Regions from separate parts of the Mus musculus genome. Here all the other regions are linked to region 5. The links are chromatin loops, found by intact Hi-C in ENCODE. Cell type or tissue: heart. All regions are shown on one strand. Region 1 has its middle 35 kb from the start of Gm41301. Region 2 has its middle 10 kb from the start of Zfp706. Region 3 holds the start of Zfp706 (zinc finger protein 706). Region 4 holds the start of Gm34590 (a long non-coding RNA gene). Region 5 overlaps Gm41297 (a long non-coding RNA gene).

Region 1 (5,000 bases), 380 kb after region 5:
AGGCAGAGGCAGGCGGATTTCTGAGTTCGAGGCCAGCCTGGTCTACAAAGTGAGTTCCAGGACAGCCAGGGCTATACAGAGAAACCCCGTCTTGGAAAAAAAAAAGCCCATGCTTTATAACTACTTATTGGTCTTAATGGGGAAAATTTCACTAGATGGTGCTTGAAGACTTGGAAAACAACATACAACCTGAATTTAGAACTTCAGGTCTTGCGTTCTGATTTGTTCAGAGCTGACGGTGTGCTTGGTGGTCTCAAGAAGGTGTCTGCTACTGTAGGCCTCTCTGTGTGCACAGCAGAGGTTAATGATGCTACAGGATTCAGGCCTCTCCATCCACCTGGTCACCACTGAATTCTCAGCATTAGTACAAAGCATCCCTCCTGGAGTCCGAGTAGGACACCTTCCCCTGGGCTGGCTGTGGGACCTGCAGCAGGCACTCAATGTGTCTTCCTCAGATGACTTCAGGCACACAGAAGCTGTACCTCCATTCTCCAGGCAGGAAAGACCAACTTAGCATAGTCAGACGGTCTGCCAAAGTGGAGAGTTACCCACCTCCACCCGTTTGTGGCTGTGGCGTCCTGCTTTCCTAGGCTTCTGTCTGTACCTATGTGAGTGCCCTCCCTTCCCTTCTGCTTTGACCTATTATGGGCTGGCTAGTAAGTAACACTCATGCGCTACTCTAGGAACTCTCTATGACTTCCTGGGAGAATATCAACACAGAAATCTTACTAGACAAGAAAGGAGTGCATGTGTACGTGTGAGTGTGCGCACGTGCGTGCGTGCTTGCGTGCGTGCATGTGTGTGTGTGTGTGTGCGTGCATGTGTGTGTGTGTGTTCCTGTGTGAATATCAACACTGGAATCTTAATACACAAGAAAAGAATGTGTTCATGTGTGAGTGCCTGCATGCATGTTTATATCTTTCTGAAAACGACTTTAAAATAAGCAGTCTCAGACTCACATACAGTCTGAAAACATGTTTTTACCACACTGTAGGAAAGGCATTACTGCATGTGAAGCAGAGAAGACAAACAAGAGAGAAGGGTCATTTTAGGACAGGAGAGGAATAAACTTGTCCGTAAATTATATAACACATGGATTGCATAATACATTAGCAAGTAATATGTTACTTCTCAAACTCTCAGGAGGGTAAAGACTATTCCCCTGGCCTTTTCTTCTGTTCAATATTAAAAATGAGTTAGAATGTAACATCAGATTATGTCAAACCTTTAATAACACCCACACTTAGAGACAATATTAAAAGAAGCAGAGAACTGCTATTCTCCACTTACACCCTTGTAACTAGAGCTGAAACAGGCTTTCTGACACAACAGAGTTGTTTGTCTTCCATTTGCCACCCTAAGCAGTTCTGTTGACCCGCCCTCCCTGACCATGGTCCCTGCTTTGGCTGTAAGCTGACTCATCAGCCTTTCATGTGTGGGGAGAAGAAGCCCAGCATTGTCTATGAGGTGGACTTGGACTTGATGCTGGACACCCTTCAGTTTCTACTCCCAGGATCTACAGAATGCAGCTAGCACACAGTGTACTATGTAACAGTCTCCAATGAGATCACTGTTGCTGTGTAACAAGCAACCCCAAGATAGAGGGCTTCATATTGCATCTCCTTTCCTATCACTCATTGCTCTGTGGATCAGGAGTTCTGGGAGAACGTGCCTTGGCGGTTTCCTCGTCCTTGATACGGTATTGTCCATCTGACCATTGGTCTGGTGTAGAGCAATGGCCTTGCTCGTATATCTAGTAGGGACAATTACGACGCTGTGGTGATTTGACTAAGAAATGTCCATCATAGGCTCACATATTTAAATAGTTGGCCCCCAGTTGGTGGCATTGTTTGAGGGGAATTATGGAGCCTAGGAAAAAGCTTGTTATAGCTTAGCCATTTCCAGTACTACAGTTCATTCTTTGCTTTGTGTTTACAGTAGAAGATGTCACCTGTCAGCTCCCTGCTAAGGCTGCCTGCTGCCAGGACTCTCTCACCATTATGGATTCTCCCCTCTGGAACCGTAAGTCAACAGAAACTCTTCCTTCCTGAGTTACTTTTAGTCACAGAGTTTTATCACAACAGAAGGCAACTGATAAGCATGTGACTTGGGTCCTTTGCATTTCTTAGTAACCAAGGTAACCCTGTGTGGAAGCAGGGGAAGCTCTGAGTGAGTGTGTGTTGTTGACATGATAGGCTATGTCAAAAACCCCACAGCCTCAGATGCACGGGGAGCAGCACCCCGCCCCGCCCCGCCCCCGCCCCGCCCCCGCCCCGGTGAAATGGAGGAATGGTAAAGTCTTTTTCTCTCAGTGAGATGTGTGCAGTATGTGCAGAAATGAGCAACTGCAGCTTCATCATGCTGGATAACTGCAGCCTGAGACTGCTCCTCTCCAGAGAGATCTACGTAGACTAGTGAGCCACTCCCACTATGCTGCACTTAAAAAAAAAAAAAAAAAGCCTAGGTTCTGGGTTGCTGTGCAGTAATGGTGCTGCTCCAGCAGAGGGAGCACGACCTACCTGATTGTCTGTCCCTTCTTTCCTTTACTACCCAGTCAGGGCAATCCCTTGTAAGACAAGACATTTCCCTTCCAGCACGGCAGCTGGACTTCTTACATGAAGAGCCAAGTACCCAGCAGCAGTGATCTTCAACTGTCAAAGTGAGTCAATGCTCGGATCTGGTCCAAGTAGACACAGAGCCGATATAATAGAAGCAGAATAGATAGCATCAGCCCGCGACCAGTCTCCTGTGATGACGATAACCATTCAGCTAGTTATGAATGGACACTGACAGTTTTAAGAAATTTCCATATGCACAAGAGAAAAGAGCTACATATTTTCTGCTACAAAACCAAAAGGTTCCCAGATGCCTCCCCTCAAATGAGTGGCCATCGATAGGTTTCCCGGAGCACAGTGGCTGTTATCAGTTATTCATCCACAGAGACCTTCAGAGAGGACACAGCTGTGAGGTGGTTGTGAGTCTGGATATCTGATAGCTTTCCCCTCTCCTGTGCTAAGCTCAAAATTGGCCACAAAGTTGTCTTACCTCCTAATCCCAACTGTGGAGTTGAGTCAAATTGACTTTACAGATAGGGTAGTTACGGATGCTGAAATACAGAGCTTATCTCAAGTTGCCTGGCCATATGCAATGTGACCATAAGGACCGTTATAACTGGGACGCAGGAGACCAGGGTGGTTAGTGGGAGAAGGAATGGTCAGAAGCAGTGGGCAGCCTCTGGAAGTTAGCACAGACAGGGAACAGATTGTCCAGTAGAGCGGCTCTTTGACATTGGCCTCTGAGCCATGGAGAGCAGCCCCAGAAGGCTGGCCATCTGTTAGTGACCTTGGAAGCTGGGTGGTACTACACACTGACTTTCTCTTGAGTGCTCTTTCTCTGTCTTGTATGTTTTAAAGTTTCTGTGACTGAGTAGAGTGAAAGAGAGCTGTGGCTTTGGGGACCAGGACAAATGAGGGGAGGTGGCACTATAAAGTGTTCCCCTAGGGGCTAGAGAGATGACTCAGTGGTTAGAACACTACTGCTCCCACAGAGGACCCATGTCTGGACCCCAAACCAGCACCAGTCAGCTCCCAACCACCTGCAGCTCCAGGGCCAGCAGATCCACTGCCCTCTCCTGGTCTCCAGGGGATCCTGCATCACCTTACAGACACATGCATACATGCAATAAGAATAAATCTTAAACAGAAAGGGGTATGTATGCATTGGGGTTACCTAGCTGGAGACTTTCAGGCCTCTGTGCTACACGTCACTTCTCCCCAAATACTTGCCCACCTGCCCCTTAAAAGCCTGCTTGTTAGCTGGGTGGTGGTAGCACACGCCTTTAATCCCAGCACTCTGTAGGCAGAGGCAAACAAATGTCTGAGTTCAAGGCCAGCCTGGTCTACAGAGTAAGTTTCAGGATAGTCAGGGCTATACAGAGAAACTCTGTTTCTAAAAACAAAACAAACAAATAAACAAACAAAAAGCCTGCTTATTTTCAATTGAGTATCTGAGGACAGCAAGCAGTCCAGACTGCTTTCTGTTGTTTGGCTAAGCCATTGGAAAATTCTTGTACATGTGTAGACTTAACTGTCTGCTTTACCCCCCACCCCCACCCCCACCCCAGGCCTTAGAATCAGGCCTGGGCCAGAGCAAGTCCTGAGCTGTTGCTGACAAATGGCTACATAGCTACACAGTTTGTACATTTTACATTCACAGGCTTGTGGTGAATGAATAATGTTTGTAAGATTTCAGAGAAAAGGAGGATGTAGCAATGCAGACTCCAGACTGAGAGAAAAGCCTGCTGTTAGGGGTAGAGAGAGTGCCAGTTTCTACCTTCAGGTTGCCTTCCCTCAGGCCACAGCACCATCTTCTGGACAATGGTAAACTAGGGTTAGTCTAAAATTCCCTCAAAGGCTAAATCCGTGGATTAGCTGGAAAGAAAGGCTGGCCAAGGGCATGCAGGACACACCCAGCTGCTTGAAGTACACCATTGTGTATGTGCAGTTTGTGTGTGTGTTTGCGAAGCTAACACAATACAGTGGTTAAGATTTCACATGGTTCACAAACATAAAACCAGAATAGAGAAATGCCACAGACCCTCTGGGCCCCTTTGTCTGCGTGGAACGGGTCTCTAGTTGCGGGTGGACAAAGCGTAGGATGAGTGACAAACAGACGCACACAGGAGAGTTCGTGTGGAATCTGAATGTAATGTCAAATCGAGCATCAGACTTTTTATGCAAAAGACAATAAGGAAGTTGAGTGACATATTCGCAAGGTACAAATGAGGTAACCAGATGCTTAATGACTCTTACACAGAACAGAGGAATGAAAATGCAAAGACTGGCAGGAACTGGGCAATAAAACAACTGAGACAAAGTCAGCTCTATCTAAGGTCAGCTATAGTCTTAGAAGCCAGGTGTGAGGTCTTTACACTCCTAGGGCAAGGGCTTTCACACCCAAGTCATGGTTCTAACTAGGGAGTTCCGATCTAGCTAACCATC
Region 2 (5,000 bases), 300 kb after region 5:
TTAGATTTCAAGAAGATAAATAAACTTGAGGACAGGCTGTTTAGACGTAACGTGTCCATCCTTGCCTTGCTTTGCTGTTGTTGGGCAATGGGATGGGAAACAATCAAATTTTTCTCCAGGCAGGGATTCGCACAGAGATTCACTGGGGGTGGGGTGGGGTGGGGATGGGGCTTCTGCCCAGAGTTTGAGTCTGTACAGTTGGCTCAGTCTGATGGGTGGTCTTGATGTGTCTGAGTCCTGTTTTCTGTGCTGGTGACAGCAAGATGACACGGTATAGAAAAGTGTGTCCTAAGAACACCTCAATAGGTTTATAACTTCCGGAGGTTTGGGCAGGCTTTAAGCAACCACTTCTCTGGATGGTAACTTTGAAGGAGAGAACTCAATGAGAAGGCTAGTGGCGCCCCAAACATAACTGCTGTTGGGGTGGATGTGGCTCTAGTGCTTTAGTTACATACTCAGTTTGCTATAAATATATGCTCTGGTTTGATTTCAGCAATAGTTCAGCCCTGAAGGCACAGAAGTATGTCTGCTGATGGATTACCAGAAAGACCATGGAGGAGTTGGTCGGAGGGACTCCAAGGCTCCTGCCCTTGAACTTCTCTGACTTGACTTGTCAGGGATTTTGATGGTGGTGGTGGTATTGATGAATTTTACATATAACAGAAAGCAAAAATCACCCATCTATGAAAATTTGAAAAGGAAGACCCTGTATTCCTTATATATAAAGTAAAAATTATATCTGTATCCATGAATGTAGATCCCATGGTTGAAGGAAGAACAGAGGAGAGTATGAATTAAGGAAAACTACTTGTTGAAATTTCTGGGACTTTATTAGTAATATTTTCCTGTATTTTAGACATTTTAGAGGGCTTACAGCCCTAGAGAGAGACTGCCCCTCTCTGGGATGTACTAATTCCTAAAGATAATACAGCTTGCCCAGGAATACACCTTTCATATGCAAACAAGTCCATTCCAAGTCTGTGTCCCCCAAACACTTCCTGTTTCTGCTGCGTCAGATGATCAGTGTCCTCTCTGCCTGGCCATCCCAGGCTCACTACCAGGCAGTATGATAACGTACAGAGAGGGCCTAGCTCAACAACAAAAAGCCCTGCTGAAGTTATGCAACTTAAGTCAACTCTGTCTTGCCTTCTGGAAGGTTACAAAAAGGGCTCTCGGCCGGGCGTGGTGGCGCACGCCTTTAATCCCAGTACTCAGGAGGCAGAGGCAGGCAGATTTCTGAGTTGGAGGTCAGCCTGGTCTACAAAGTGAGTTCCAGGACAGCCAGGACTATACAGAGAAACCCTGTCTCGAAAAACCAAAAAAAAATTTAAAAATTAAAAAAAAAAAGGGCTCTCGCCTCAGCCTTCCCTTCTCTGCTCTTTTTACCTCTGACCAAACCCCAGTACTCCCCACATAGCCCTGAGGTGCTTCGTGGGCCTCCCCTTAAACAATGTAGTTAATGCATTCTCTTCCCATGGTGTTGGTTTTCTGTGTCCTCATAGTCACTGATGAGCCAGCCTGCCTCTATCTGAAGCTTGAAAGCCATCTTGTAGTAACGACAACTAGGTTCATTCCTGTTTATGATGAAACCTCTGTCTCTCAAGGACTGGGTTATGCCCCACCTGTAATCTCATACAAATAGTTCTGTAGTGCCTGTTCCAGGAAATGGCAACTATGTCTTTGTTTCAAAACGTATAATAACCATCTTCAGCCTTACCTTCAAAAGGTTATCTGAGCATGGATGACTGCCTAGTCATGACTTCCTTCTTATGCCCACCTTGCGACGGTGGCTTTGTCACAGGAGGTTGTTAGAACTAGCTTGTTACGCTTGTGTTCTGCTACTCTAACCCTGCCTATTTTGCTTGTCAGATCCCACATTAGGAAAGCTCCTACATATATATATATATATATATATATATATATATATATATATATATATATGTACATATACATGTATATGTTATAAAAACCTTGTCTTCCTCATGCCACTGTTGACTTCTTGAACCCCACCTTAGAGAAAGGTATCATGTGTACATGAATTAAAAAAAAAAAGGCTTGCTTGTTTGTTTTGGTTTTTGGTTTTGTTTTTTGAGACACAGTTTCTCTGTGTAGCCCTGGCTGTCCTGAAACTCACTGTATGGACCAGGCTGGCCTTGAACTCAGAAGTCATCTTGCCTCTGCCTCTCAAGTGCTGGGATTAAAGGTGTGCGCCACCACTGCCCATTTTTTGTTTGTTTGTTTGTTTGTTTGTTTTTTAAGTCTTGTTTTAATCAATTGTTTGCTTTAATTAATTTGGCCATGAAGATTTGGGTTGGTGGTCTTTCTCCTCCCATCCTTGGGACTGACATCACCTCCACACATAAATTCAATGCTTATAGCCGGGCGTGGTGGCACACGCCTTTAATCCAAGCACTTGGGAGGCAGAGGCAGGTGGATTTCTGAGTTTGAGGCCAGCCTGGTCTACAGAGTGAGTTCCAGGACAGCCAGAGCTATACAGAGAAACCCTGTCTCGAAAAAGAAAAAAAAAAAAAAAAAGAAATCAGTGCTTATAGTGAGATGGCGACCTACATTTATTTGTTGTCTGTATAAACTGAGGAATGCTCTACATTCTGATTCTTACACATAAGGCGAATTGGTTCATCAGGACAGAGCATTGTATATATAACCAATGCCTGATCTTACAGCCAGTCACTGGGAGAGCCAGGTAGCTTTCCAGTACTTCATGGCAGTACAGCACACCTGTCAGGATGGATAGACCGTATGGCTCTTGTCTACTTCTTGAGGACAGTTAGCCATGGAGTGTATTATACTTAGCTTAGGTCCCTTGTGCTCTCCCTATGTAAAAGTCAATTTATTATTACCTAAAGCCTCTTGAAGATAGTAGTGAAGGCCGCAGTCTACCCAGCCCCTGCGTTATGTCCCTGCCCTTCACATGCAGCCTTCAGAGCAGGTCTGATCAGCTCTCACATACTTACTGATAAAGAACAGATACCGTGAGCTTTCTCTTGTCACTCAGGTGTGGAGGGCTAGGATAGAGAATTCAGCTTTACCTAATCCCAGAACTGAAATTCAAACCCCTAAGCCATGCTGTGGTGGGATTGAAAGCTTCATTTCCTAAGCCATCAGAGTGCATCGTTGCTGATGCTGTGTGTTGTATGTGTTACACTTAAGAGTAGCCAGTGCTGGAAACCAAATTTGTTCCCTGGCTACTTCTCTGGGTTACACAGGGAAATATTTGTTTCTTGTTTCTCAACCTGAAGAGTGAGAGATTTGGAGTACTCCTTTTGTGCTAACACTTTGAATTCTTGAGATACAATTATAAATTTGCTCTGATATATTTATGTCCTTCTTAATTCCAGAGTTAATCCTGAGTATCTAACTGACATTTTAACTATTTTTCTTTAATTTCAGGAAGTCATTAAAACATGAAACTTAAAGAGAACTATCATTGTCTTCAAATTTAAGATCTGGAAAAAATAGATGAAACACATCTTTGATAAATTATTTGGGGTAAATGAAAATCTGTATGTGGCTTCATCCACAGCTATCAAATGGCCATCACATGGGGTGCACTTGTGATTTTTAAGGTGAGTGTGTATACAAGTTAACCTCAGCTGGACTTTGTTCACACTTGCTGGTGTGTCAGTGGGGAGGAGAGATGCACACAGACCCTTCTGTCACCAAGCCCATGCCTTGATTCATGGCTTACATATGCCAGGTGATTATTCCACTGCAGTCTGTGACCAGAACTGCATATTTCCTGCTCAGAGGATGGGATCCCAAAGCTCTTGCCCCATTGTCTTAGAGTCAGTTCAGTGTTTATAACTAGCTGCTGGGCTCAGGAGTGTGCCCGCTGCCTGTACCTGCTGCTGGGCTCAGGGCCTGACTGTCCCTGCCTTACTTCATTGACTTTGGCGCCCTGGCTTAGTGGGCCTTCAGGAATCTGAAGCTTCTGAAAGAACCCAGCTGGCCAGAGGGAAGGACAGACAGCAGATAATTTAAGACTGTGCTGGTGACTAAAAGATAATCAGAATTGAGTAGAAATTGTCTGTCCAATAAAGCATTGTGAGTTTGGGTGACAGATACGGCAGAGAGCAAGGAAAACAGTAAAAGAAATGGGATGAGATTTGTGTTTTCTTGATTTGAGTCAAAGGTTTTAGGGGAAACATACATATTTACCCCGATTTTTATTTCTGTAGAACACACATTATAATATGAGGAGTCCTGGATTCCTTAATTTCCAACAGGTGATCTTTTGCAGGGATGCTGGAGCTGCAGTTATGGGCTGGTTTGTCCCAGCTGGCTCAGCAGTTCCTTTTGCATGCTGCAGAATGCTTTTTCTGGGTTGTGATCATGAAGCAGCAGAATTAAAACTTCAGATCATAATAGGTATTGGAATGTGAATGAACTTAGCAGGTCTAAATTACTGGAAATACAGCTGAATGAGCATTCAAGGAGGGCGTGCTCCTAAGTGACACCAATACATCTGGCTACTGCCCAGTTAGGAAAAACGATGAGTCAACTCACCAGACAAGTCCAACAGAGACTGAGCTGAAGCCCTGAGGTTGTGAGAGCGCTCTCCTGTCTTGTTCCCACAGATGATATGTTGGGTTCAAAAAAGAATAAGAAAAGAGCTGCCAAGAAACCCACTTATCAGCACCTGCAGGGGCTACAGGGGTGTTCCTGCTGAGCACTTTGGTATTGGAGCAGGTGGCTGCTATAACAGCTGGTACATCAGTGCTCTGCATGCCTTAGACTGGGAATCCCTAGAGTGTCCCAGGCCAGTGAGCAGCCTGCAGAAGGACAGGACAGGCATTTTGAAGTTCTCACTACAATCTTTCTACATAGACACCCTCATATTCATGCAATATCTACCTTTATGAGTCTGGCTTACTCAGCTTAACATGGTGCTCTCTAGCGCAGCCATTTCCCTCCAAACGACATCATTTCATTCTTTAGAGAATGAGTGGCTGACTAAGTTCCACTGTGTGTGTGTGTGT
Region 3 (5,000 bases), 290 kb after region 5:
ACTTGCTGAATCACCTGCACACCTTATGCTTGTCACTTTTAACATGTACATCTGCACATCGAGAAGGAAGCAGCACAACTCAGTGGTTGCTGTGTGGATTAAACATGTGACTACAGGTAACACACCTGCCTTGATACTCACACATGGCAAACACTCCCAAACAACTCTTTAAACTTGTTAATTCTACTAAGAGCTCTCAATGTGAATATATGTGGTATCATATATGTCCACACTGCATCTGCTGGAGATGGAGTTAAAAAACTATTATACAGGCACTGTTACTTTTGGCAGCCCTGTACAAGGTTTAGCCTTAGCCACACTAAGAATGCAACCAAAGTGAATTGATTATAAACTCCACAAGGACACCTTTATTCTACAAAGGGCAGGATACTGTTTTACCTACATTTTCCCAGCTAGCAGTTAAGAGAAATGTGCATGGCCAAGGAAAAATGTTTCTTGAATGGGTGACTGTAGATAATATCCTAGGAAAAAAACCACTCTCACATCTACTAGTTCAAATAAGGCATCCATTTTGTTGTAGGGAAACTTTAACCTCTCCATTTTACAGGGTAAGAACTAGCTACAGGAAAGCGCCATCTTGGGCTCCTTACCCTACAGACGGTGCAGGTATATATTAAGGCAGCTTTGGCAGCAGCCTTTTGGTCATGTCCTTGTTTCTTCTTTTGTCCAGCCTGCTTTTTGGCATTTTTCTGCTGAGACTGAATCTTCTGCTGTCCACGAGCCATATCTAAAAACAAAAGATTAGGCACCAGAGTGACTTCTTCATTCTACTACAGAGCAATTTAAGCATAGTAATATGAGTCAATAAGAGTTGACCATGTAAATTTCAGACATGGTCAGGAAGTGGCGTGAATGGATTCTCAAACTCACACACAATGCCGCTAGATGACAAATGAGTATATTCCTCACAATGCATGCTCAACAGTATCAAATGTATGTACATCAATGTATAAAAGGATGTTTACAGAACCTGTTCTAAAACCAGACAGTTCAAATATCATTGGTAAAAACAGATAACACAGTGGAATGCCAGGCAGCATTAGAAAAAAAAAAAAAAGGCATTTCTAGCCAGACGTGGTGGCACGTGCCTTTAACCCCAGGACTGAGCAGGCAGAGGCAGACAGATCTCTGAGTGTCTGAGGTTAGCCCATTCTACGTATAGTTCCAGATCAGCCAGATCTACAAAAAGACACCCAGTCTCAAAAACAAACAGAATAAATTATTTCTATAAAGTTTGTATCTCTATGTCAAGGAAAGAAGCCTTTCCTGTATAAAGTTCAAAACAGGCAAATCCACAGCTAAGGAGGTCACTGTGCTATTTATGGAGTGAACGGGAGGCGGTGACAGAAGCAGCATTCCGAGGGTGCTGACAATATTCTTTATCTTAAACCAGGTAATGATTATAAAGGCGTTTGTTTAATAATAATAAAGATCAACACACAGCCTGAGCAGTTGGGAAGGAAGCAGAGGGAGGAAGACCACATGGCCTGGCCAACCTGGTCCACAGAGCAAGACCACATCTCCCTCAACAGACTCCCATGCCTACTGCATATGTATATATAGTTATGGTTTTACTTCCTTTTACTTTACATGTAACCTTCAAAAGTTTGATAGTCCAAAGTTTAGTCTTCCTTTGTCATTTGATTACAAAGGTAGTTTCTCCCTGCTAGCATCCACTACTGAGACTTACAATTTGCACATTTTAAAATAAGTGCTGTCATCTAATCCTAGAAAAGAGATGTAGGGACACAGCAACTCCTTTTAGTACTGAAGTTTCATTAAACTATTGTACTATCCAGAGTTTTCCTTAAGAAAACTTTCCTGCACAGAAACACAAACGCCTACACTTATTTGTGTGCACGCAGATACACATACTCCACAGAGCATTTGTGAGTGTGTTCTTCTACAACTTGTGTTCTGGGGATCTAACTCAGACCCTCGGGCTTGACAGAAAGCGCCTTCACCAGCTGAGCCACCTCACTGGCCCAGCCGCACACATTGTAAAGACAAATTAGAACCCTGGTGTGAGGGTACCTTTTACAAAGCTGAAAGGTTCTTTCTATTCTTCACTACTAATGGCCTGGAGTAAACAAAAATGAGTTAAAACAATTGTCACTTAAAAGAATTATTTTCCTGTTAAAACCAGACTTCTGGTTAGACAGCACAAATTAAACCTGTTCACCCAGCATCTACCAGAGTAGTGCTTTGAAGCACATTAAAATGAGGTCCAATGCCACTTTGACTAGCACTGTAATTACATTTTAAACTTTGAAATTACTAAAAGACATGAATGTACAAGGGACCGTACTATGAAGAGGGTTGGCCTTTTCTGACTGCAATTCTCTTTAGCTACTGGATATAAAGTCAAAAGTGTTTCAGTGACAATCAAGCTCTCCTCATCATCCCCCACCACAATGGAAACTAAACAAACACACACGTACTGGACACATTCCCACTAGTATTACGTAGCAAACTGGAAGTCCATCCAGTCTTTCACCAACCATGAGAATGTTTAATATGCCAGCCTAATATATGAACTCGATTCCCACCCAAGGCAAATATAAACTGTTTGTCATGAAAATTATATTTCATTTTTGTGTTTTTAAACCAATGCCGTATCAATTCTCTAAGTTTCAATAGTATATTGGGGGGTTGTCTCACTACATATCTCTGGCTGGCCTGGAACTCACAGAGATCTGCCTGCCTCTGCCTCCTAAGGGCTGGGATTTTAAGGCCTGTGTCACTTCACCATGTTCCAATGGCATATTTAAAAGTACATTTTGATGGTGGGTCTTCAATACATGAACACCAATGCTTTGAAAACATTCCTTAAAAAAAAAAATTAATATATATGGGTACACTGTCGCTGTCTTCAGACACACCAGAAGAGGGCATCAGATCCCATTATAGATGGTTGTGAGTCACCATGTGGTTGCTGGGAATGGAACTCAGGACCTCTGGAAGAGAAGACAGTGCTCGTAACCGCTGAGCCATCTCTCCAGTCCTGAAAACACTCTTAATGTCCCCCTGTCTTAGTATCAGATCTTTACTAGATCATTCTGATTGTCTAAAACATCTTAACTCTTCCATAAAGCATGGCTTATGTATGTGAATTACTTGGTGAACAGATCTTAAGGGTTTTATGCTTAAGTTACAGAACCTCACATCAGTAATTCCAGAACTTTCCTTGCCATCTAGAAATTAAAGCAGCTACTTTGATAACCTTTTCATGAAGCGTGCTGTAAAAACAATGCCATCAGATAAGCAAAAACTATTTTTTAACTTTTGCGTTTAGGGCTTCTCCTAAAACACAACAGAACACCTAAGATTTAACCCATTTTCTTTACCACCACCAACGGTTACAAAAAGGCAAACGCTTCAATAAACACAAAATGTAACACTAGGCAAAGGAGATCTGTTCTAACAGGCTAGCTGAGCGGGGCAGGCCCCTAACTTCTGACAGCACAGATTTCCTTTCTGAAAGCAGAAGTGCAAACGATCCAACCACCTGCTTTCGGACAGTTCAACTTACAATTTGCTCTTGACCAGCTCATCGAGTTTTTGACAAAATCTTACGTATAAATCGCTCCCTGATTAAGTGGGACAAACTGAAAGGCAATAAATCGTTTGCAAACAGTTACCAGCTGATTTTTAATAAAAGTTTTAGCTTTCCCAGGAGGCTGCAAATGAGCTACGAACCAGGAAGAGTTCTTGGAATACCAGGACTCTTGAGAAGGAGGCCCTAAGGGGCCGCTTAAAGAGAAACAACTTACTCTGAGGCCGGGGAGCCAGGAAATGGGCTCACACTCTGCAACCAGCCAGAGCAAGGGGCCCAGGTCGGCTCCGCGGCACGATCCCAGCTCTCAACAGCCATTCGTGGGCAGACTCAACCCCACGGTTGCAGCCCGGCCCGCCCGAGGCCTCGGCGGCCCTCAGCCCCGCGCCCGCTCCGCCGGGAGTCCGACGCCCGCCCCGGCCTCCCGCCGCCGCGTGCCTCCCGCCCCGGCTCCCGCGTCCTGCGGCGCCGCTTACCCGGGCCGGGCCGGTCTGGCGTCCGAGAGACCGCGCAGCGCGAGAAGAGCTGGGCAGGACGAGTAGGGAAGGAAGGGTCGAGCCCCGCACCGCTTGGGGCCTCCGCCACCCGCAGAGGAAGGACCGAGCAGAGCCGGGAGCACAACAGCCCGCGCCTCGCACACCCGCCGCAGCGCGCGCCCGCCGCGCCTGAGCCCGAGGCAGGCCCGTCGCTCGTGCCCGCGCACGCCGCGCCGCACTCCCAGTCGCCTCAGCGCCGCCTGCTTGCCCGCGCGGTCCCGCCCCTCACCTTCCTGCGGCGGCTTTGCCCCGCCCCTCTAGCATGCCCGCGTCCTTCCGGTCTGCAGGCCAATGGCAGCTCTCCCCTGTTACATAAGCGCGCGGGGGCGGGGCCTAAGACGGGAACTGCGGGGCCCTCGCCCGCCCCTCTGCTTCCCGCCCGCTCTCTCGGTGTCGTCTCAGCGTGTCCCCCTGCCCTTGCGGTGTGTGACCTCCGGTCTACGGGCGGCTGTCGGCCGAGTGGCTCAGCAGTCACTCTTTCGTGTTTCACTCACCCGGCCTGGCCTTTGCCCCGCCGCCCTCGTTTTTCCCTGGCCAGCCGGGAGCCCTGTAAGGCGCTAGCCGGAGCGGCGGGGGAGTCGCGTCCGGGGCCCCGCGTGGCCGCCGCTCGGCCATGACCCCCTGCCAGACTCGCTGCCATTGTTCCCTCACTGGTTCCGTGCTCAGGGTATTTTGACTTACTAGGGACTTTCACATAGATGGAGACTTGAGCCTGAAAAATCGGCTAAATCCTAACGTGCTCGCTTGGCCTGTGCAGGCTGGCTATTGGATTGCTAATACTTGGGGAAAGAATAAAAGGTCGTTCCCCGCCTCCACTTGATTTAGACCACGTTGTGAACTTCAGATACCTTATTAAGAGCGATTGCAATTCTAACATCTAGTGGTGG
Region 4 (5,000 bases), 220 kb after region 5:
CACAGTCTCTGAATCCCAAAATGCCTTCCCTGAAGGCTGACTTTGTGTCAATCTTGGATTGGATGCTTGCTTGAACCCAAAGCTTTGCAAAGCCCCTCTAAACAATCTCATGTTGACACCAATTTTCAGGGGCTAGAAGGGAGCTTCGTACATAGAAGCAGGGTGCTGACGAAAGTTGAAAATCCCAGCCTTGCTGTCTGATGGGTCAAGTGAGAGGTGAACTCCCTCACCTCTCACTTGCTATGTAACCCACATGCTTACCTGATATCAACCACACAATGCAGTGGTTAGGTACCAAGGCCTGAGAATGCAGGCTTCTCAGATGCTTCTCGGAGTCTCCGTGCTCCTGCTTCCTTCCCGGAGAGATGAAGATGAAGACACTAATTCCTATCTCAGGAAGTGATAGTATGAATTAGCTGACTTAACTCCAGGACCCTGTTTGTGCTGATTCATGGTGCACACAGTTACTAACTACACAGAGACACACACGCTAGTCATACTTGACCACACTCGTGGCTATTGCCTGATGGCCATGTCATGAGGCAAGAGGACGCCCAGGGCAGGGCTGGCAGGCAATAGGGCTCAACTGCAAATGGGGCATCTGTAGCAGCTCCTGAGCTGTGCTTTCCTCTGTAAAGTGGTGGCTACACGGCAAACCTTGTAAATCTCTTCAGGCAGCATGTGACATGTCGTCAACGCACTTCAGTAAGGGAAAACTGGATGCCACAAGTTAGCCCAAGGTCATGTGACTACAAAGTGGCATTGCTGAGATTTAAATCAAAGCCATCTGCCCCCAGATATATCTGTGTCCACACTTCAAATTGCTCAAAATGTAACTTGTCTTTATTCAGAGTGTTTCTCCACTATGGGCTCTTAACGGGGATTAGATGACATTTGCCAAGCGAAGGGTTAAATTTGCCTTAAGCCTAATTTTCAGTGAATTTTTTTCTCTGTCCTCCTTTGATAGACTAGCAGACCTTTCAACTGGAGATTATGTAAACAACAACAACAACAACAAAACTCGGCTTGAGCTGACATCTAGAAGTAACAGAGGTCAGGACTTCATGTGTCTTAGTGTCTAGTAGGCTCAATGTTCAATAACCACACACCGTAGCAAACCAGAAAAACAACAAAAGGCACCAAAGTGCCAGTGGCTGCTGCTGGTTGCAGGTGGTGTTCATTACCACAGAAGAACCCAGAAGTGGGTGGGGAACTTGAGGCAGCCTGTAGAGTTGAGGCAGGAATCCCTCGAGGTCAAGCCCTGCCTCTCAAAACTAAAAGTTCAGAGTAGGGTTTACTCTTTCATGGAATTACTGTAGAGCAGCACACTGGGTTGTGCGCATAAGCACACATCTGGGGGGCTGCTGACCGATTCTACCCTAACTGCTGACCCTAGTTATGTTTCTCTAGGCAACCTCCATGGCCCATCTTCTAAACACGGGTCATGTTCAAAGTGCACTGCACGAGCTGCCAGTGTGAAAAGAGCTGGGATATTTGTTAAAATGCAGGTGTCCCCACTTTTACTTAACAGGGTAGTGGGCTCTACATTTCTTTCACATCCTCCACGTGGCACTAGGCCAGCCACTGGGGCTGTACCAATCTCTCAGGCAAGGAGGCACCTTCCTGGGCCCCCGCTGCTCCGGGTCTGTCTGAGCTTTGCCTCCAGCCCCTCTAAGGGGTTGCGGTGGCTACTGGGCTTTCTAACCCATGCTAGCCGGGGGTAACTGGACCTCTCCCTCCCCTGGGGCGCTTCACAGAAGCCACCCCTAAGCCCTGTCCCTAACCCGTCCATTTCCACAACCAGGCCCGGCTGGGCCAAGGGCTGCATCCATGCGGGTGGGGCCATCTGGCCACACACCCGGCAGTGACTCAGCTCTGGCGGGCGGCGCACTGCTCCATGCCGTGCGGGGACAAAGCCGTGCCATCACGCCGCACCTGCAGGCCGCCCAGCACCCCCACCCTCTCCTCGTGGGTAGGGGTGGAGGGGAGGGAGGCCCAGACTGTTGCCAGGCAGGCTGGGCCCGCGGCGGCTGCGGTTGGCTCCCGGTCGCTCGCCGCCCCCGCACCGCCTCCGCGCACTGAGTCACCCCGCCCCACCGGCCGCCGCCCCGTGGCTCCCACACCTCTGAGCCTGCGCATACTGCTGCATTTTCCCCTACCCCACCCCCGTCCCTGTCCTCGCCCCATCCGCCGCTCCCGTGCGTGCGCGCGTGCGCGCGCGAACTAGGCGCCAGGCACTGGGAAAGGACGTCCGCGCTACTTTGTTGCCATCGCAACGTCAGGTACGCCCAGGAGTCCCCTCGAAACGGTCTTGCACTGTCGCTAGCCTGTCACCATGGCATCCTCTGTGATGCTGTTTGCACGCTCCTATCTAGGTTTTGGCTCTGCCGCAGTGACATCACTGTTCAGCACTGCCACCACCACCTTGCTTTTGCTCAATAGACCTCAAAGGTTGAACCCCGCGACATTCTCCTGGCGGCGGCAGCACAATAAAATAAAATAAAATAAAATAAATAAATAAACAAACAAACAAATAAATAAATACCAGATACCAGTCTGCACCCAGTCCCACCGACCCAGCCCACTCAGCGGTGTGTGACCCTGGCCTTGAGTAAAGTTCCCTAGGTGGTGAGTGTTGCTTGGGCCAGAGTGTGAAATAACCAAAGGTGCACGCCCTTGGGGTGTGTTTAAATGCAAGCCTTGGTTCAGAGGCCTGAGGAGGGGTCTGCAGAACTGCATAGCTAATCCTGATATAGATACGGGGAAAGGGAATAGAGCTAGGAGAGGGGGACTGGGTGTGGGGGGGGGGGGCGTGGAGCATCATGCTTCAGTCTTGTTTTATCCTCCAAAACAAAATGGTTTCTCACCATGCAGCTCAATGGTACAGTGCTTGCAAACATGGCCAAAGGCCTGACTGACCACCTGAATCTTCACTTTTGGTGATCGTGTGACACTGGGCAATGGGATTTATTCTCTAAACGCCTGGGTTGCTCCGTCTGTAAAATGGAGTTGCTCCCTGGGCTATCTCAGGACTGTGTTGAGGAAGCATAAGACAATGCAGTAAGCCTCAGCTCCGTGGCTGACTTCCCTGGGGGGTGTCCTTGTTACTCGTCAAAATCATTGCCAGCTTGAGGCCCTGTCTGTGCGGTTTAACTTGGACTTCTCAGACCTGAATACCTGGTTTACGCGCTCACATGGCCTGAGGAAGAGCTACCCAACCAGGTATGTTCATGATGGATTCCTCCTTTGTCGGACTCTCCTAAGACCCCACCCAGAGACTACATTAGAAACGAGAGGCAGTGGGTTAAAGCTTATCACCTTCCTCAGGACTGTAGGGAGGCCACTTGCCCTCCCTGAGGCTCCCTGAACAACCCCTGCCACACAATCTCTGATGGATGGCTCAGTACACAAGATTTTTTTAAAGGTAAGCTTGTTAATAGAATCCATAGATATCACTCAAGGGACCCAATGCTGACATCTGGGGCTCCTGTCCCAGGCCTACCTCCACCCCAGCCAGGTTTCCAGAGCACATTTGGATCCTGCAGTCCTATGGTGGTACTTGCTCCACACGCCCTTCCATACCCTGCCTTGACAGTAGGCTTTGGTAGCAAAGACTGTGTACTCCTTCACCTTGAATTCTCATCACCAAGCAAAATGACTGACAGGCAGTTTAAGTGATGTGCATTCTGTCATTGTATCAGTTCGAGACCAGCAGGAGGCTGCAGAGTGGATACTTCTCTAGGCCTCGGTTTTCTCATGGTTTGGATTAAATGTGACCTCTTAGGATGCCCCTGGCCCTAGCAGTCCTTAAGCTGCAGTTACACTTCTTCTGGTCATGGTCTACTGTGTTTTTCCATCCCAGGTATGCTGGATAGCTTTATGTCAACTTTATTTTTTATTTTTTTATATTTTTGGTTTTTCGAGACAGGGTTTCTCTGTGTAGCCTTGGCTGTCCTGGAACTCACTCTATAGACCAGGCTTGCCTTGAACTCAGAAATCTGCCTGCCTCTGCCTCCCAAGTGCTGGGATAAAAGGCTTGCGCCACCACGCCCGGCCTTTTATGTCAATTTAAAACAAGCTAGACTCATCTGAAAGGAGGAAACCTTTATTGAAAAATGTCTCAGCCGGGTGTGGTGGCGCACTCCTTTAATCCCAGCACTTGGGAGGCAGAGGCAGGTGAATTTCTGAGTTTGAGGCCAGCCTGGTCTAGAGTAAGTTCCAGGATAGTCAAGGTTACACAGAGAAACCCTGTCTCAAAAAACAAACAAAACAAAACAAAAGAAAAAGAAAAAAGAAAGAAAGAAAAATGTCTCCATGAGATTTGTCTGTAGGACATTTTCTTAATTAGTGATTGATAGGGGTGGGGCATTCCCTGGGCTAAAGACACCAGACTGAGCAAGCCACATGAAGTATGCCAGTGAGCACCCTTCCATGGCCTCTGCATCAGCTCCAGCCTCCAGGTTCCTACCCTGTTTGACTTCCTGCCTTGACTTCTTTCCATGGTGAAAGTGATTTGTAAGCATATGCCAAATAAACCCTATCGTCCTAGTCTTAGTTTGGGTTTCATCACTGTGAAGAAACACTAGGACCTCAGCAACTCTTGCAAAGGACATTTAATTGGGGCTGGCTTACAGTTCAGAAGTTTAGTCCATTATCATCATGGCAGGAAGCATGGCAGCATGCAGGCATACATGGTGCTGGAGAAGGAGCTGAGAGTTCTACATCTTGATCCACAGGCAGCAGAAGGACACTGCGTACCACACTGGATGTAGCTTAAGTACAAGAGACCTCAAAGCCTGCCCCTCCAGTGACACCTTCCTCCAACAAGGTCACACCTACTCCAACAAGCCACACCTCCTAATAGTGCCACTCCCTATGGCCAAGCATTCAAACAGCTGAGTCTATGGGGCCCATTTCTTTCAAACCACACTCCCCAAGTTGCTTTTGGTCTTGGTGTCTCATCACAGCAATAGACACCTTAAGTAGGACACCAGCACACC
Region 5 (5,000 bases):
AGCTAAACTCTCAGGGCCTCTAGATACCTCATTAACGTGGAGAACTCCCTTCTGGGCCTATGTGACCACAGGTCACGTTTCCTCATGTGGGAAGGGTGGTACGTGTTCCAGCAGGGAGGCTGCTACTGTCTCAGGCGTGTACCCTGGGTATCTGGAAACTCAGACCCGCTCTACCCACTAGGCTTCCTGCTGTGGTTTACTGTCCCACAGCTTCTGAGCCTTCCTCCTCCTGCCTCCAACCCCCACCCCACACAGTCTTTCTTGTTCCATAGCTCCTCTTCAAGAGAATGGGTGTTCAAAGCCCACTGGGTTGATAATGAGGCTTGCTGGCATAGCTGAGAGGGTGGGTGGGTAAGACAGGTGATACCCATCCCCTTGTCAATGCCAAGAACATGTGGTAGGGGCTGAAGAGCTGGCTCTGCAGTTAAGAACTCTTTGACTGTTCTTCTAGAAGTCCTGGGTTCAAGTCAAAGCACCCACATGGCAGCTCACAACTACTCATGATTTCACTTCCAGGGAATCCATACTTGCAGGCAAAATACTCATTCATATAAGTAAAAATAAATTTTGAAAAAAATGTGCCGGGCATGGTGGTGCACGCCTTTAATCCCAGCACTTGGGAGGCAGAGGCAGGTGGATTTCTGAGTTCGAGGCCAGCCTGGTCTACAAAGTGAGTTCCAGGACAGCCAGGGCTACAGAGAAACCCTGTCTGGGAAAAAAAAAATGTGCTGTGACTGGTGACTGGTGACAAGCGTAGTTGCTTTCTAGGGTCCTGTTCTTGTAGCATCCACTGTGGGCTTCCTCTGCCCTCCAAGGCACTGCTCACACTTCCTGGTTTGATTAACCCAGGGTAGCACATGAGTTTGTATAAATTCTACTTACAGTTTTATAAACTAGCCATTTGAGACTGCCATCTGTTCTGACTAATGTACAAGTTATACAAGTGTTTCTCTGTTGCACCTTCACCCTCTCCTCCTCTCCCCTCCCCTCCCCTCCTCCCCCTCTTCCTCGTTCCCCTTCTCTCCTCTCCTTCCCCTCCTATGGGGGACAGTCATGGAGAATGGTTCTTTTCCTCAAAGTGTCTTGAGTCATAGTTATTATCATTATAATTATTATTTTCAAGACAGGGTTTCTGTGTGGTCCCTGCTGTGTTCGAAACCTTTTCTGTAGACCAGGCTGGTTTGGAACTCAGAGATCCACCTCTACTGCCTCCTGAGTGCCAGGATCAGAGGTGTGCTCGATTCTTCCCAGCTTTGAGTCATATTTAAAAGACTCTGTTTTCCCTAGTGACTAAGTAGCAGGTATGTTCATCCACAAATGTAAGCACTAAAAATAACATGTTTACCATAGTTTTCATCCAATTTAGTTCTAATTTGCATATTCATTCTCTCCCCTCCCCCGGTAAAACGGAGGTATGTTTGGGATTTATTCTCTCAAACACACCCTCCCATTCTATGACTGAACAATGGAAAGCATTTCTGGTTTCAGGGCTCAGTGATGGGGATCCAGCTGGCCAGGGGGTTCCTTTGGGTGTGGATGAGGATCTACATCATAAGTGCACTACACACATATGGGCACACACATGGGCACACACATGCACACATACTCATGTACACACGTACACATATTCCTACATATGTGCGCACAGCACATTCATGCACATACATGCACGTATACACACGTGTACACATGTACACACATGTATGCACAAATGCATACACATACATAGTGCTGCTGGAACTGTAACCTGACCTGGTGTCTTCAGAATACAGTATCAGAGTGTAACAAGGTTGAACAGTTTGTAATGCCTGCACTTCTCTGACTCTGTGTTATACACTTTCCCAAAGTTCATTACACACACACACACACACACACACACACACACACACTTTGCACATTTAGTTTATGTCTTCAATTCTTATGATTCCTAAAAGTTCAACTCTATCGAAACTCAAAAGCCATTGAAAGATGCGTTGCTGTGGTCCTTTTTCTGGTTTTCAGTAACAGGCCCCACCCAGTCTTCTGACTGAGGCAGGAGAAACAAAACAGGAAACAGCACTGTGTGTGGAGGAGACAACCACGCTCAGGTTTAAAGAATATTCTCGGGCCCACGGACATGTTAATCAGCGGCAGTCAATATGAAATTGGGACAGATCTAATAGCATCGAAACAGTCGTGCATCTGGGTTCGCGAACGCGAAAAGGAGGCTCGCATAAATACAGTCACCACATTGGAATTTCTCAGTTACACACCATGTAAAGGGCGGGACTTCCTTTATTAAGGATATGACCTCTAAAAGTTAAAAACAGGGACTCCCCCTTTTTTCTCTCAACATAGTTTAACCCGGAGGCTCTGGGTCTAGTTATGTACAAAGTGTCACATTTAGAACATAAAAGAATAATTTTTCGAGCGGATTTGCAAGAGCTGCACATACAATTTTCTACCGCTAGATGGCTCTGAACCTCACAGTGGCGCAGTAATGATATTTGTGCCTATTTATAGATACAGATCGCAGACCCTTCTGTTAGTTTCATAATCCTCTTACGTAATGCTGGCTTACCAGGGACGGTTAATTACCACTCTGGAGATGGGCAGAAGGACCCTTAGGACACGATGTCCCTAGCACTGGACTGGAAGTTCTTAAAGGGTCTGTCCTTGGGTGACCAAGCAGAACTCCAAAACTCTGGAATTTGTCCCCAGAGAAACCGGAGAGGCCAGAGAGGCCAGGTGAAGGATAAAAACAAAGAGCAGCTGCCTGAAGCACGTGACCAGCTGGATGCTGGTGGCTGAGGCCAAGTCAGCCTGTTCTTGGGTCTGGAACCGGCAGAGAGCTAATGCTCTAAGAAGCTTTCTCCTAGCAGCCGCACCTGCCCACAGCCCTCTTCAGAGGCCTGTTCTAGTCACATCTGCCCACCCCTAGGGACTCAAGGACCAGCAAAGCCATGCTAGTGTTCCTGACCAGAGAGCTGCACCAGTCTGCTTCCTATGGGCATTTTCCTAAGGGCACCAACTATTCTTTGTCTGTGAGGCCCACATAGAACTATGGCCAACAGTTTGCACACAGTAGGTACATATTCAGTGTCTGGTGGAAACAAGGGGTTTGACAGGAAGGGTCAGAAAGGCTGATGAAGTAATTGCTTATAAGTTTCTGAATCTTTTTTTTTTTAAATTTATTTACATTTCAAGTGTTATCCCTTTACCCAGTTTTCCTCCCCTTCCAGAAAACCCCTATTTCATACCCTCTCCCCCTGCTTCTATGAGGGTGTTCCTCTCTCCACCCACCCACCCACTCCCGCCTCCCCGCCCTCAATTCCCCTACACTGAGGCATCTATTAAGTTTTCAGAGAACCAAGGACCTCCCCTCCCATTGATGCATGACAAGGCCATCCTCTGCTATATATGCCGCAGGAGCCATGTGTACTCCTTTGTTGGTGGCTTAGTCCCTGAGAGCTCTGGGGAGTCTGGTTGGTTGATATTGTTGTTCTTCCTATGGGGTTGCAAACCCCTTCAACTCCTTCAGTTCTTTCTCTAACTCCTCCACTGGGGACCCCCCCCCCCCCCGCACTCAGTGCTAAGGTTGGCTTCGAGCATCTGCCTCTGTATTTGTCAGGCTCTGGCAGAGCCTCTCAGGACACAGCTGTATCAGGCTCCTGTCAGCAAGCATTTCTTAGCATCCACAATAGTGTCGGAGTTGGTGACTGTATCTGGGATAGATCCCCAGGTGTGGCAGTCACTGGATGGCCTTTCCTTCAGTCTCTGCTCCTCACTTTCTCTCCATATTTGCTCCCGTGAGTGTTTTGTTCCTCTTTCTAAGAAGGACCAAAGGACCCACACTTAGGTCTTCCTTCTTCTTGATCTTCATGTGGTCTGTGAATTGTATCTTGAGTATTTGGAGCTTTTGGGCTAATATCCACTTATCAGTGAGTGCATACCACGTGTGTTCTTTTGTGATTGGGTTACCTCACTCAGGATGATATTTTCTAGTTCCATCCATTTGTCTAAGAATTTCGTGAATTCATTTTTTTTTTTAATAGCTGAGTAGTTCTCCATTGTGTAAATGTACCACATTTTCTGTATCCGTTCCTCTGTTGAAGGACATCTGGGTTCTTTCCAGCTCCTGGCTATTATAAATAAGACTGCTATGAAAGGGTCAGAAAGGCCGAAAAAGTAATCACTTGTAAGTTCACATTCTCATTAAGTCTTTCCCACTGCAGCGGGAGGGCTAAGAATCTGAACGCTCATTAAAATAGTCTGGATTCAATCAGTGGCTACTAGCTGTGTGACCCCGGGCCAGAGATGTCATCTTTCCACATCTTAAATCCGGTTCCTGTAAAATGGCAACAATATTAAAACTTACTTCATGGATTAGGCTCAAAGATGAAGTAAGTTGGTATTATAGTGTGCTAAATAGGGCTCCCAGGACAGAGTAGGCACCAGCGGGACCCAGTGAGAATGCTGTGAGCGGGCCCCATGCAGGCCCTTGGGTCTCTTGACACCCTCAGTGAGATTTCCTTCCCAGAGTTAGCAAGGGGGTGAGGAAGCAGGAAGCTGCCATGCACATTAAGTACAGTTGTCCCCATCGTGGCTAGGTCAAGCCTCACGCAGGCTGTGTTTGGGTCAGGAAATTGATATGGTACAGTGAGCAGCTTCAACTTTGACCGCCATGGTGGTGTCTGGGTGAACCATGTACAGGTTTGCTTCCACTCACCATGCCCCCAGAGCAGCGGTTCTCAGCCTGTGGACTAAGACCCCTTTGGGGGTCCGACGATCCTTCCACAGAGGTCTCATATCAGATATACCACATGTCAGATATTTACATTGTGATTTGTAATGTAAATATGAATAACTGTAGCAAGTTACAGTTATAAAGTAGTAACAAAAATAACTTTATGGTTGGGGGTCACCACAACATGAGGAATTGTATTAAAAGGGTCATAGCGTTAGAAAGATTGTGAACCACTGACCCAGATAATACAGAATAACAAGCTCTTACATAGTGT

The links. Peaks named below come from ENCODE experiments on the same cell type or tissue, not always from the same donor. Only the 100,000 strongest peaks of a DNase experiment are listed, where the experiment ranks them.
Region 1: a loop joins it to region 5, with 2.9 times the contacts of the local background. A loop is called at or near these places in 10 of 42 quality-filtered maps.
Region 2: a loop joins it to region 5, with 2.6 times the contacts of the local background. A loop is called at or near these places in 11 of 42 quality-filtered maps.
Region 3: it touches region 5 in a loop (4-fold over the local background); 11 of 42 quality-filtered maps call a loop at or near these places.
Region 4: a loop joins it to region 5, with 10 times the contacts of the local background. A loop is called at or near these places in 3 of 42 quality-filtered maps.

The regions. Positions count from the first base shown.
Region 1 is chr15:37,097,991-37,102,990 of GRCm38, forward strand. No RefSeq gene overlaps it. Among named protein-coding and RNA genes, the nearest start is that of Gm41301, 35 kb to the right of the region's middle. In heart, CTCF peaks have their summits at 2,503 (motif pointing right), 3,642 (motif pointing left) and 4,367 (motif pointing left); a DNase peak (open chromatin) is centred at 2,611; H3K4me3 peaks cover 634 bases.
Region 2 is chr15:37,015,133-37,020,132 of GRCm38, forward strand. No RefSeq gene overlaps it. Among named protein-coding and RNA genes, the nearest start is that of Zfp706, 10 kb to the left of the region's middle. In heart, no CTCF peak of the experiment used is centred here; no DNase peak of the experiment used is centred here.
Region 3 is chr15:37,003,075-37,008,074 of GRCm38, forward strand. Zfp706 (zinc finger protein 706) reads right to left here and starts at 4,328. Exons shown (of 4, transcript NM_026521.4): 1 at 4,054-4,328; 2 at 612-748. The coding sequence starts at 746. LOC115488529 reads left to right here and starts at 2,632. Exons shown (of 2, transcript XM_030248876.1): 1 at 2,632-2,636; 2 at 3,782-5,000. The coding sequence starts at 2,632. The coding sequence ends at 4,730. In heart, a CTCF peak has its summit at 2,904 (motif pointing right); DNase peaks (open chromatin) are centred at 3,517 and 4,357; H3K4me3 peaks cover 3,842 bases; H3K27ac peaks cover 2,049 bases.
Region 4 is chr15:36,936,737-36,941,736 of GRCm38, forward strand. It overlaps Gm34590 (a long non-coding RNA gene), which reads left to right and starts at 1,259. Exons shown (of 8, transcript XR_875167.3): 1 at 1,259-2,282; 2 at 2,875-3,424. In heart, no CTCF peak of the experiment used is centred here; a DNase peak (open chromatin) is centred at 2,045; H3K4me3 peaks cover 1,656 bases; H3K27ac peaks cover 2,336 bases.
Region 5 is chr15:36,713,797-36,718,796 of GRCm38, forward strand. It overlaps Gm41297 (a long non-coding RNA gene), which reads right to left. Exons shown (of 3, transcript XR_875152.2): 3 at 4,086-4,327. Among named protein-coding and RNA genes, the nearest start is that of Gm41296, 6.7 kb to the left of the region's middle. In heart, a CTCF peak has its summit at 2,445; DNase peaks (open chromatin) are centred at 1,565 and 2,665; H3K4me3 peaks cover 1,064 bases; H3K27ac peaks cover 1,246 bases.